Regions from separate parts of the Homo sapiens genome. Here region 2 is linked to region 1. Evidence: chromatin contacts called from ENCODE Hi-C data. All regions are on one chromosome and are shown on one strand. Each heading gives the region's core, a stretch centred on a gene start or an enhancer-like site at or near the end of the contact. The rest is flanking DNA. Distances are from core to core; before and after follow the strand shown.

What was found. Hi-C counts contacts between places; a loop is a spot of excess contacts on that map. Pooled maps may share reads with other maps.
Region 2: a map of IMR-90 shows a loop between it and region 1 (4-fold over the local background). The contact joins two enhancer-like sites. A Hi-C loop is called at or near these places in 3 of 168 maps with a recorded cell type or tissue (Caco-2, GM12878 and IMR-90), 8 of 37 single-sample maps with no recorded cell type and 7 of 50 pooled maps.

The regions. Positions count from the first base shown.
Region 1 is chr7:46,929,080-46,935,750 of GRCh38, reverse strand. All of the region lies in intron 1 of LOC124901626 (a long non-coding RNA gene), which reads left to right. Among named protein-coding and RNA genes, the nearest start is that of SNORD151, 530 kb to the left of the region's middle. Within about 2 kb of position 2,835, at least 10 of the 41 ENCODE cell types and tissues checked have a DNase peak (open chromatin) inside an H3K27ac peak, as active enhancers do.
Region 2 is chr7:47,179,745-47,186,415 of GRCh38, reverse strand. No RefSeq gene overlaps it. Among named protein-coding and RNA genes, the nearest start is that of SNORD151, 280 kb to the left of the region's middle. Within about 2 kb of position 4,620, at least 6 of the 41 ENCODE cell types and tissues checked have a DNase peak (open chromatin) inside an H3K27ac peak, as active enhancers do.

The DNA.
Region 1 (6,671 bases), core at 1,586-4,085:
ATTCTAAGAAATTAAAATTGCACTATTAGGCAATTTTGTCTTGTGTGAACATCATAGACTGTACTTACCCAAACCCAGATGGTAGAGCTTACTACACAGCTAGGCTATATGTATAGCCTGTTTCTCCTAGGCTGCAAACCTGTGCAGCATGTCACTGAACTTGATACCGTAGACGAGTATACACAATGGTTCCATACTTTTGTATCTAAAGATATCTAAACATCAAAAAAGTAAAGTAAAAATAGAGGATAAAATATTTTTTAAAAGGGTGCATATATATGGAGAACTTACCATGAATGGAGTTTGTAGAACTGGAAGTTGCCCTGGGTAAGTCAGTGAGTGAGTGGTGAGTGAATATGAAAGCCCAGTGAGTCAATTACTCAACACTATGATAGATTTTATGAACACTGTGCATTTAGGCTACACTGAATTTACAAAAGAGTATTTTTTCTTTCTTCAGTAACAAAGTAATTTTAGCCTACTGCAACATTTTACTTTATAAACTTTTAAATTATTTAAACTTTTTGGCTCTTTTGCAATAACACGTAGCTTAAAATAAAAACACATTATATACCTGCTACAAAAACATATTCTTTCTTTATGTCCTTATTCTATAGGCATGTATCTATTTTTATTTTTCTTACTTTTTAAACATTTTTGTCCAAAACTAAGACAGAAGCACATAAATTAGCTTAGGGTTACACAGGGTCAGGATCATCAATATCAGTCTTCCATCTCCACAGCTTGTCCCACTGGGAGGTCTTCAGGAGTAATAACGTGCATGGAGCTGCCATCTCCTATGATGACAATGTCTAAGACCTGCCTGAGGTTGTTTTACAGTTAACTTTTTTTATGAGTATAAAAATACAATAAAAATATCAACAAGAATATAGTATGCTAAATGCATAAAGTGGTAACATAGTCACTTATTATCTTACCAAGTAATATATTCTGTACATAATTGTATGCACTATACTTTTAAACAACTGGCAGCATAGTAGTTTTGTTTACACCAGCATCACCACAAACACCCGGGTAATGCATTGCACTATGATATCACTAGGCAGTAGGAATTTTTCAGCTTCATTATAATCTTATGAGACAGCTGTTGAATACACAGCCTGTTGTTGATGGAAACACCATTGTGTGGTGCATGACTCTATGCTTTAGATTTGGCCCTCATGGAATAGACCACTGCAAGGTCAATGCTAGAGAGAACTCCTTTGCAGGAGAGAGAAATATGGTGGAGTAGAGGAACAGGGGAGTTCTGTGGATGACCTCTTTCATCTGGGCTTTGGAAGATGGGAAAAGCTTGGTCATACAGAGATTTGGACTAAACGTTTCATGAAGAGGAAGCAGATTACGAAATAATTACACAGAGGTCAGTAGTTCAACTGTTTCACCTAGAAACTAAGGTGGAAATTATACAGAAGTTAGTCTTTTCTATACTGGGCCCAAGAAAGTGAGCAAGGGCAATATGTTTTTGTTTGTTTTTTAGCATCTTTACAAGTTTTTTCCATCTGGTTTGTCTCAATTATCTTTACAAAATTCCTTGATCTGTAGATATAATTGTTATAATATTGTAATAATATTATCCTTCTATTATATTATAATTTATCTGTAGTTACATTATTTGATTTATCCCTATTGTATTCCATGCTTGTTTGGTTCCAATACTCAATAATAGCTTATAACTGAAATGTCAATTTAATCCTACAAACATTTAAAGAGTATCCAATACCTAGGTAATTATCCTGTTTTACAGGTGAGTCGATCTAAGCTATACTTATATGATTAAAAATAATTAGTTTGAGTTGTCTTTTGCTCTAATTGCTCCTTACTTCACTCGAAGTTCTTATTGCTCAGCTGCAGAGTATTGTGTAAGCACAGCAGGGAACTTTTATTTTGACTCTGTGTTAATGTAAAAATTATGCTTAATAATACAAGGAAGAATGATTCCAGGGTGTTTAGCCATGTGTTGCAATGGTCATTATTTCCTTCCAGTATACTTATCTCTGAACCGATCATTTTATTGGCTCTTTGGTTATAAATGTTTTCAGGAAGTGCTTTCTGAAACAATAAATACCTCTCTGTCCCATTATCCAAAAATTCCCTGCATTTCATGCCTACATTCAATTTTGGCTACACACGGAAAAAAATAAATAAATAAATAAAAGTAGCTTTTGTTAATCAGGCCTACAAACTAAAACCTAAAATTTTGGAATTAAAAACTAATAATTTGATAATTTTTTAAAAGGAATGTTGGAGAATGTTTAGTTCCAACTCTCACTTTAGTGGAGTCTGTAAGAAACAAATAATTATTATTTCTAGAAAGAATAACAATGTCTTTATCTGTATAGCCTACAATGTGCTTCAACGCTTTAACTTGTGTGTTCATCCTGAAGTGGGTGCTCTTGTCCTCATTTTAGAAAGGAGGAAATGAGTCTTGGAGAGGGTAGGGGACTTGTACCAAGTATAGGAGCAAGGAAAAAAGTGAAGTGACTCAATCACAGTGAGCCCTCTTCACAAATCCAGTGTTGTTCCCACTGCCCATCAACTGAGAAGCTGCTTTTCCTCTTAAAAACAAAATAAACGTAGAAACAAAGAAACAAAAATCCTCTCTTCTACTCTGGATTCAGATGACAGTCGTATTTTGCTCAAGAATATTGAGCAATCATAAATGAGTTTTCTCCCCTCCACACTGGAGATAAACCACAACTTATTATAACAAAACTGGTCACTGCTCTTGCCAAAGTATTTCATCAGCTTCTGGCATGCGTTATATCTTGATACACTTATCCAGCATGATGGCTGGCGTGATCCTCTGCCTATTTAGTATGTAGGCTAGTTCAGCAGAGGATTTAATGACAGGAGATTTTTCTTTGGCTCCAGGGATCGGCATGCACAGACAGGACCCTGTGTGAATTCCCCAGCATGTGATGATAAGATACTTCCAGTCTGCCAGCATCAAGCAGCTTCATTAATTAAAAACACATTGCGTGTTATCACTAAAGATTGATTTTTCTAGGAAGAATTACCCTTTGGCATTTATGATGAGCATGAAGAAGAACAGATAATACAATTACTGACAGGACTTTCCTCATTTTAGGACAGCAAATATTTAAGATTAGGATTAAGATTTCAGGAGAGACAGCCTTTGTGATTATTCTGCAAAGGAAATATTTGGGACTGCTGTTTTCGTTTTGTTTAGGCTGACCCTGGGAAGTAAACATTTGCTCAGCCATACTGAGTATCTGTGATTTAATGGGATATGGGCCCTAAACATATTTTAGTACTTCACCCCTTTATGCTTAAAACAAAACAGTGCAAAATAAACAATAAATGGACTAATAAAAAGTTTATATAGCTGCCAAGTGCTGAAAAAAGTCTGGTGAAGTCAAGTTATCTGTTTGAAGGAGATTACTGATATTTTCAGCAAGAAGGGCAGTGTTGTGAGAGTGTCTGGCCCTCATGGCACCAATGTAGAATGATGATGCAGGAGAATCTGGGTTCCAAAGCCACACAAGGAACCATTTATATTTTTGTCCAGCACGATGTAGATATTCCCAATATCCCATCAAGTGGTTGCGTAGTCCCTGTTTAAATTCCTTTGCAGACCTCATTATTTTACAAAATCTGTGATTAAACTAGAAGAGCTCAAATTGATAGGAAATCCTCCTAGAGTGGAAGTGATACTTTTTTACTTCCTGCTGTGACACATCAAAACTTTTCTATTTGAAACTTCTACATGTTGGACCTAAGTTTTCTCCTTTCTTACACTAAATGTCCTCCATGAAGTCTGCTACTTGCCACTTAAATTATCCAGGATCTCCTGGGTCTTGGACCCCTGCAACATCCAGGATCACCTCTAAACACATGGCAGTTTGCAGTGACTCAAAGTCAAGCACAGTAATCCAATGGCAAGTGCAACAAAACATCGTATCCTTAGGTTTCCACTATTCATTTACATTAAAGCTGCCTATGTTGAGTTTAGATGTTTAGGCAGAGCTTTCACGGGTATGTCATTTTTGAGTTGATGATGTAGCCTATGATGGCTTTTCTTCCATGAACTGCTGTTTAAATAAGTTCCCTTCTGCTTGGGTCTAGTTGAAGTGAGAGAATCAAAGGTAGATGTTTTTACCCCATGAAACACTGCCTCACTAGTTTCAGCCTTTTCTTTCAGCCACTTAACATCTCTAAAAATCTAACTTTACAATCCTTTGCTTTATTGACACAGCCTTGCTCTATGGCCTCTGTTTACCTATCTTTTACGTCCTATTGAAGATATTAGTGGGCGAATGTTCCTAGTAGATAGAGCTACCCCTTAGTCTATTCTGACTGGCTGTCCACAGAAATGTAGAAAAGTGCTCATAGGAGGGTCTACTTACAAAGTTATGACATTGACATAAATCATTTGCATTAGGTACATCAAACACTGGGATCCTTAACATTTTTTCCTCTCCTGTCCATTTTGATTTAATATAAACATAAGCTGGATGTATCATGATATCAAACACTTGTAGGTTACTTAAAGATTGCCCCAAACATGGAAACTCAGGAAAAATGTCAACGTAATTTGAATTGTTCACATCATATTTATGTTTTAAAAAGTTTACTGAATATTGCTCTATCAAACGACTTGTTTTGGTACCATCTAAAACCAACTAAGGCTCAGGTTGAGGAACAGGGTAGAATGGTTGCTGTTTATGGATATGTAGGAGGATTTGACATGAAAGTTCACTGGTTGTAGATTTGTGTTGGCTCACTTTTATTTACTTAGTGAAATCTACATGCCTTAGATGGCAGGTAAAGCACAAGACTGCTCTGATCTTGGCTCTCATGACATTCCTGTGCAACTCTCATTTTACTTCAGGCTCTACCTCTAAAATCCACCACATGGCCTCGCCGTCCATGCTTTGCTGATGTTTTCCTGTATCTAGAATGCCTTTTCATTTCTGGGGGCCTGTGAATATGGTCGCCATTTTTCAAGGTTCAGTGCAAATACCACATGCTTAGATTTTTGCTTCACTGCTTCCTTAATCAGCCACAGGTAGACTTTTGCTTATGCTGCCACAGAGGGTGAATCTTAAATCCTTGCATCACTACTAGCGGTGTACATTTCCATCAGCCTCACTTTTATGTGAGTTCTTAAAGGTTAGAGTCTATGCCTGATTTCTTCATGTCTCTCTCTCTCTTCCTTGTGTGCGGCAGAGCATCTGGATTACTGCTAGATGGAGTTGACTCATCTGCGGGCTCTGGGATTGACTCAGCCCTGGACTGTACTGGCACTTGTTTGTCTTAACCTGTGCTTTCATTGAAAAAATAATACTCTCTCTTCAAAACTTCTAAATCATAGGCTTTCCATGTCCCCAGGAATTCAGATTTACATTACTTTCATGGCACAGAGAATACCAATCCTAGAAATTAACATTATGTAGTCACACATGGGTAAGAATGCCTTAGGGTAACTGGCAGAAACAAACTGTATTTGGCTCTGACTTTCTGAAGGTTTGCTCCTTCAACCCATGCTTTCCAGGATTCCAGCAAATAAAATCCAGAAAAACATGAAATATAAGCTCACATTTGAAAATCACCAAGTACACAAAGAAACAAGCCACCACGAGAAAGCCAGCAGAAACCAGGATCTTCAGGTAACAGAATCATAGAGCACAAAAAAAATTATTTAGATTTTTCAAAGAAATACAAGATGAAAAAGAATAATATGCTCCAAAATATGCTAGGAAGACTAGAATATAACCAAATGTAGCGGCTAAAATAAAAAAAAAAAGTCATTAAAATTAAATACCTCACCAATGATGTGTTCAGTGGCAGGTAAGAGATACATGAAAAAGAATCAGTAACTAGAAAATAGACCTGAAACATTTACCAGGAGTTGGACACATGTAGAGAAAAGAGGAAATATGGAAGTATAAAGGAGAGATTAAGAGACATAGAAAATAGTAAGGGGGCAAATATTCATCTAATTGGATCTTTAAACATAAGGAGCATGAGAGGAGGCAATAGTAAAAGTGCTAAATGAGAGTTGTCTAGAATTAATGAAGAACAAAAATTTTCAGATTTAGAGAGTATAATGAATTCCAAGGAGAATGAATAAAAAGAAAAAAAAAAGACAATCACAGCTGGACACACAGAATATCACAGGCAAAGATAAGATCTCAAAAACAATGGAAGATAAAATAAACATTGCCTGTAAAGAAACAAGTATACCAATTGCAAAATTAGTAGTAACAGCAAAGTGGATGCATTTTTATAAATTCCAATTTCTAGTATACTTTATACTTTAAATATTTTTAAGAAACTAAGAGATTATAACTGATCATCTGGAATTCTCTTCTTTGGGAGATTAACATTTTAAAATAATAGTAATATTTTAAACACACAATAACAATATTTATGACCAGCAAACCCTCTCTAAATCAACTTCTAAAGGATTACTTTCTAAAGAGGGACATTTTAGGCAGAAGAAAAGACTGACATGCAAAAAAGAATGTTATCTGATAATCCAGGATTACAAAATAAAGCTGTAAATGCTCCTTTTGTGGGTATATGGCATACAGCACGATCTTGAATACTGTTGTTTTGTTATAACATTGGAAAGAAAAAAATAAATGATTCCTAGCCAGGACCACTGTCTGTTTGGAGATTGCACA
Region 2 (6,671 bases), core at 3,371-5,870, 250 kb before region 1:
CAGTGGCTGCTCAGGAAGCGTGTGCTTGAATACAGAGGGGAAGTTGAGAAGATCAGCAGAGGAGGCTGCCAGGCGGCCATGGTCCTGCAGCTAGCTGGGCCACAAGTCCTTCTCTTCATGGGTCTGAGTAGCGCATCTCTGTGGATGACTCCTGTGGGATGCAGCAGGCTGAAGACGTTGCAGAAAAGAAGGAGGAAGGTAAACGGGATTCTGCACATTGTCACCTCCATGTTCAGACATTGCCTCTGATGAAATACCTTACTCATCTCCCCCTCAAAATTCTTTGAGAGTTCTGTGTCCATGACAAGCTCTCAGAGAGCCTAGTCGTTCTACGAGTGATGTCTGTGCTTCAGGGGCACCTTCCAGAAATGAACCATACAGTAGATGCCCAGTGCACACAGGCTGACAAGGAAGCTGTCAGGCAAGGCCCTGAGAAGGGAAGGGGCTGATGGCAGAAGTTGATCCGTGGCCTCCTGAAACCCGGAGTCATGAGGAGAATCAGACTCGGAGTGAGGAGCTGATGGTGACAGAGAGCAAGGAACAGTGGGTTCCAGCAGAGCACCGGCTTCTGAATGTCATCCTGCAGGCCCTGAGATGGGCAGTTCTGTCCATAAAAAAGAGGAATTTTATGTGTGCCTCATAATGCAACAGAAGAGGAATAAAATGTGCATTTTTTAAAAGTTGAGGTAAGTGTGTCTTGATGGGATTCTCTTGTGTGTCTTGATGGAATGTCCTTCCACCAGTAATAGCCCAGGACCTTCCAAAGCCCACTTTCAGTGGAGTCCACTCCGGGAGCCGTTACCCTCCTCCAGGAGCCTGTGGCCTTGCCTCTTGGATCCCCCAGACCCCAGAGCTCCTCTCATCCAGGCCCAGGCCACTGGCTTTTAATCTGTAGGCTTTGTGTCTTGGGCTTCCTTCCTTTCCTGAAACAAGTGTCCTCCCAGAGCCTGGCCCAGAGGAGCAAATCATTGTCAACAAAATGCTCAGTGGCCGGCCATAGGAGCTGACTTCCATGAATCACAGCAGATAATTTAAAAATATCCTGGCAGTTAAGTTTGATATGTCGAGCTCAGGAGACTCTCTGAAAGGTTACCCAAGTTTCTCCAACTTTCATGCCAGAAAACATTCTGAGTGCCAAGAATATGAACTCGAATAGAGCAACACAAGTACTAAGTAAAAATGGCAAATGGGGCTAAAAGGTAAAATAATCTCTGTGTAACAGAGCAAGATTGGGATTAGAGATCTGTATGCAGGTATAATTTCCATCCCTGTCCTTTAGTCTTTATTCTTAATTTCCTTCTTTTAGAAGGGGAAAATTAGTCATTGAGTCTTACGGATCTACTTATAGTGTGTTATGCTTATGTCAGGAATGTCGTAACATGAAGGACTCATTACTTTTGTATTTTTAATTCCCTAAATTGTGAAATGTCTTCTAAAGAGTAAAGACTATATAAACATATTGTACATTTTAAAGAATATTAATAATAATAATTAACGCAAATAATTCCTATAGAATTCCCCACACAATACCCTTAAATATCTCTGCACACCTTTCCCCAGGTGTTCTAGATGCCTCCTCCTCTCCCACCCCAGAGGACCCCTGCTTGGGATTTCATGTTAATCACATTCCTTTGCTTTATAGTCTAATCTCAGACATCCACTCTTCAAAACAATGCATTGCTTAGTTGCTTAGTGGAGCCTACTGTGAAATTTATGTACATGGAATTACAATGTGTCCACCATTCTGAAACTGACTTTTTATTCAGGCAATAGTATGTGTTTGAAACATTGTAACTTGTTGATGTAACTGTAGTTTATTAATTTCTCTGGTTTGGTCTTATGATTTTTCTTAAGCCTGCAGATGTGGTGAGTTCATTTACTGGTATTGCTCTATGATATTTCATGTGCGAAGAAGATACCACAACCTGTTTATTAATTGTACTCCCGAGGGAGTGCTGGCTGTTGCCTTCCCTCCTTGGTTTCCAGTGGGCAGAGAGCCATTCTGCACAGCTGGCCGTCTCCCAAGCACATGGGCACTTGTCTCTTTTGGGTGGAATGACTGTGTTGTAGAGTCTGTATATGCTCTGTTCTGTTAAATTTTGTCAAATTGATTTTCCAGGTGGTTGGGCCACGTTACCTTCCAGTTGGAAGTGTAGGGGGGTTTCCACTGCTCCACATCCTCACCAATGCTTGGTTTCTTATTTTTTATATTTTGCCAGTTTGATGGTTCAAAGGGGCACTGGATCGTGGTTCTAGTTTACATTTCTCTGGTACTGACGAGCCCCTTGGGGATAACTGGAGAGACGCTGAGTGACAGCGGTGGTCAGAACTGGATTCTGTAGGACGGGGTGGGGAGGAGTAGAAGGCTGCAGTGGCGGGGGGTGGGGCAGACGTGGGTCTGGCGCACATTCTTTCTGCTTTTTTCTCATTTGTATTGGTTCCAAGTTCAGTCTCAGAAGAATCACATCAATTCTGACTTGTAATTCTAGAGATCTCTATTTTCCAGAAATTTTCTATGAGAATCTTTGAAGCTTGAGGGCTGTGATTTTTCTCCAGGATGAAGGTTAAACCCTGTAAATGTGCAGAACGTTCTCCTAACAACCCATTCCAGTAAATGGTGCATGACAGGTGTGTAGGGCACTGTGGGTGAGGCTGAAGCATCACCCCAGATGCAGGGGTACATTCCTAGGAGCACAGACATGTGAACATGCTTCACCCTCCACATCTGACCCTGGGACTCACCCACTTCTCTCTACTCCCACTGCTCCCCTGGTCAGATGGCCCATTAGAAGGCTCAGGGAATGGTACCTTACTTTCATATAAAGCTGCCTTTACTGAATTTGCATATATTAATGATAGTATTCCAGCTTGACTGAAGCTGGGTGTGAGGTTTGTGTCTCATGGAATTGTTCTGGGAACTTCCCAGAAGGCATGTGAACTCTCTGACAACATTATAGGTACTCAATAAAGAGTAGCTAGTATCAATTTGCCATGTCTAATTGAACAAATACTATGACTAATTAACATGCTAAATGCAGGAGGTATGGTGATAAATAAAACAGTGCCTTGTCCCCTGAAGCTTACATTCTACTAGGGGAGACAGCTGCACACGTGAAACATATGAAGACATAAGGCAGTTTCAGATAGTGGCCCTTCCAACAGGGAGAGCCAGGTGGCAGAGTGAAAAGGAGAGGAGACAGAGCATTCCAGACAGAGGCAGAAATACCTGCAAATGCTCCCTGGTTATGAGCTCTGTGTGTTCTGGCAACAAGAGAAGTCAGGCAACTGCAGTGATGGTGAAGGTTAAAGGTCATAGAGATGTGAGGCTCCACCAATCCCAGGTGTGGGCCAAGGCACAGAGAGGGGAATGCTCTCTGTTTGTGTCTTATATCAGCATTTTGTGATAGGGTTCAAAGTTATACTCTCTGAGGGCTCCCACTTCCAGATCTAACAATACGGTAGATGCTGGGGAGGCTTAGGGTCTTCCTTGCTCCAACCCAGCCTGGGCAGGAAGAAACTTTTGATGCCTGCCATGGGGCAACATTAGCAGCCTCAGCTCACTCCAGCTCTTGTCCGGTATCTCTACTTGCATCCCATCAGTGGGACCCCAAACAGCTCTGGGGACCCCAGGGTGCAGGAACGATGCCCATCATCATGCTGGGCACCATGCTGTGCTATGGAGACCCTGTTGTCACAGAAGTAAACCATTGCCCAGTGGAGGAGGCCTACCCCTTTCCTCTTCCTGTACCATCACTCAGTGTCTGTGGTCCCCACCCCTGGCCTGGGGTTCCAGTGAGTCGTGGGTAATACTGGGCACACATTTATGAGTGTTTCTTACATGTGAATGCCATATGTGCCCCAGTGGAAAAAAAAATAAGGACTCATTTAAGTTTTTTATTATTTGGATCTTTTCCTGACACCTGAATGATGAGCATTGGAATGTTCTCACCAAATTTGTGTTATATAAGGACTACTTCTTGAATGTAAGATTTCAAAGGATGCTGAATTAGAACTTTGGCAATAGCAAAATACTTTTTTCCAAACCATCCCAAACTCTCCATGGATGGTGGCTTGTTTCCAATTTGGAATGGCTTCAGTTGAAGATGTTTTTTGCATTGGTCTTTGTGTTCACAGTCCCTGGTGAAGGGGCTGATAGGCTTAAAAGCAGCATTTGGGGAGAGAGAGAGACACACACAGAAGGAGAGAGGTAGGAGGGAGAGAGGCAGAGCGAGCAAGAGAGAGCTGTACTGTGTTCTTTCTCAGAAAGTACCTGGCAGGCTGGAAGCAGCTCATGTGCCAATATTTGAAAACTATAAATAGAGTCCTTTGGGATTGGCTTACATGAATTGGTAGGAATGCCAAGCTTGGGAAGCTGCTGGGGCATGGTGGGGGGAGAGCAGGGAACAGTGTGCTATTCCTAGGACAGGTAACGCCTCTCTTTAGTGTAGTGGGGAGGGCCCTAGGCGGACTGCAGAGAGGAGGAGCTGAGGTACAGGTGCACTGTCAGGTCAGACATGTGAGCAAGTTGGTGAGAAAATTCATTTGTTCAGCTTCATACTTGGGAAGCAGCTGTAGCATTCAGGGTGGGAATTCTCAGTCCTGCTGCAGCTGCAGCACTCAGGGAAGGACTCTGGGGCCGGGCTGGGACAGGGCTGAGCAGGGAGCTGGATTGAGGGAAGTTTGAAATCACGGATCTAGCTAACTCTTCTAATTTGATGATGGGGAGACTGAGGCTTGGCCCTTTGTTCTTTTTCCTGCACCACTGCCAATCTTTCATGGGGTAAAGACCAATTTTAATGCAGTTCACTGAGATTCTTCTGCCCATCTGTGGAGGAGGTTGGTTGGGGGGCCTGGACACAGGAAGACTGCCGTCCTCAGCTCCCCTAAAAGCCACTGCAGCACGGGATGCCTGGACTGGCTTCTCTCCAGCTTCATCTCAGAAGATAAAATGTCAAACTCAGAGCTATCCCACGCTTGTCAAAATGCGTCGCAAAGAAAACTCACGGAGACAAGCACCTAGGCATTTGCTAGTGTTCAATACTGTTCATTTGGTCCCAGCCTTAAGCCACATCATCAGAGTGCTCTGGGGACCACATGGCTTTCTTTTATTGCAGTACTTTTCCTGAATGCTCCTAAAATGTAATGTACATTGCAGGGACATTCTAAGACAGAGCCCTGTAAAATGCATGACTTTGCTCGCCATGAGGACATCGGTGAGGCTGTCCTTGACTACGCTACATCATGATCTCTGTATAAAGACCTCAGGGAGAAACCTCTGACCTCTCTTTGACTTGCTGTGTTTCTCCTTGGGCAGCCAGCTAACCTTTATACTGCAGACTCAGGAAATGGTGCCACTGATTCCGTGTCCCTTGATGCACTGGTTATACAATCTCACAGCCCAATATGCCCCCTCTTCTCTGCAAGTGCATGGTTATACCTACTTGTGGTCTTCATCCTTTTTTTTCCTTCCTGGCCATTGTGAGTCTGTCCATCTATGTGAGAGCTCTGGGTTCATCCTGAGCCATCCTGGTGAGGACGGAGAGTGTTTGGAGCTTAGGTCCCACCACCAACCTTCTTCCCTTTCTTTCTCTCTTTTTCTTCCTTGCGACCCTTCTAGCATCTCACTTCCTTCCTTGCCTAAGAATCTCATCCTCTAACTGCCTCTGACTCACTCTGGGATGATCAAGCATCTTTGGGATCTAATAGTCCAAGGTCCCAGTCCCAGTTCTATTGCTTATTACTTGGGTAACTCTGTATTTGTGGTTTAGCCTCGCTGAGCCTTAACTTTCTGCCAAATGAGGTAGACATAACCCTACTGAGGGCTAACACAGGGGAAAGCCGTAACCATGGCTGATCCATTATGGTTGCATCAGAAAAGCCAATTTCCTTGTCAATCAATGCCAAAAGCACTCCCTTCTGCATTAATCAGACCCCATCTGCCCTGCAATTTGTTTCTTAGAATTCAGAACAAAACAAAACGAAGCACAGAAGCCTCTGGCCATCCCCTTCATCCAGCAGATGGCAGTCTCTGATCAGGAATCTCTTGGCCTAGCTGCCATGGGAAACTGCTGCCCTATAGAGGATTTGTCCAAGAAAACCCAAATAAAGAAATATTATATATTATTTTCTACGAAGAACTTGTGTAATGAAGAGGAAACACTTTCTCCCAAGCAACTGATGTGGATTTCTCTTAGGTTTCTGCAAAATGCAGGTGATAACCCTTGAGGTCGCACGCTTTGTTTTCCGGGTGCATTGCCAGGTTACAGGGCACACCTATGCTCTAAGAGATCCACGACAGCTAGGAGATGGCTTTCCCTTGTTCTTCCTGATTTTCATCTTGGTATTTTCTTAGAAAAACAACAAAAAAAAGGCGCTGTGTCCTTGGTTACTGTGACAGCTGTGACTGGGATCGTCAGGTGGGAAAGGGGTCAGGTTACTTTCCACAGAAAAAACAGAAAACATCTGGTGCTGACATGCTGATGAATCTTCCTTCAGCTGCTATGGAAAATCTGGGACTGGGGTGGGGGTGTGGAGGCATTCTGCTGGCTCATGCAGAGGGGGAAGCTGAGAGGAACTGGGCTCATCTGCAGGTAGCAGGGCCTGGCCCCCTCCTCTCCTCACCCTCCTCCCCTTCTCTTTCTCCTTCTGCACTCACACATGCATATTCTATC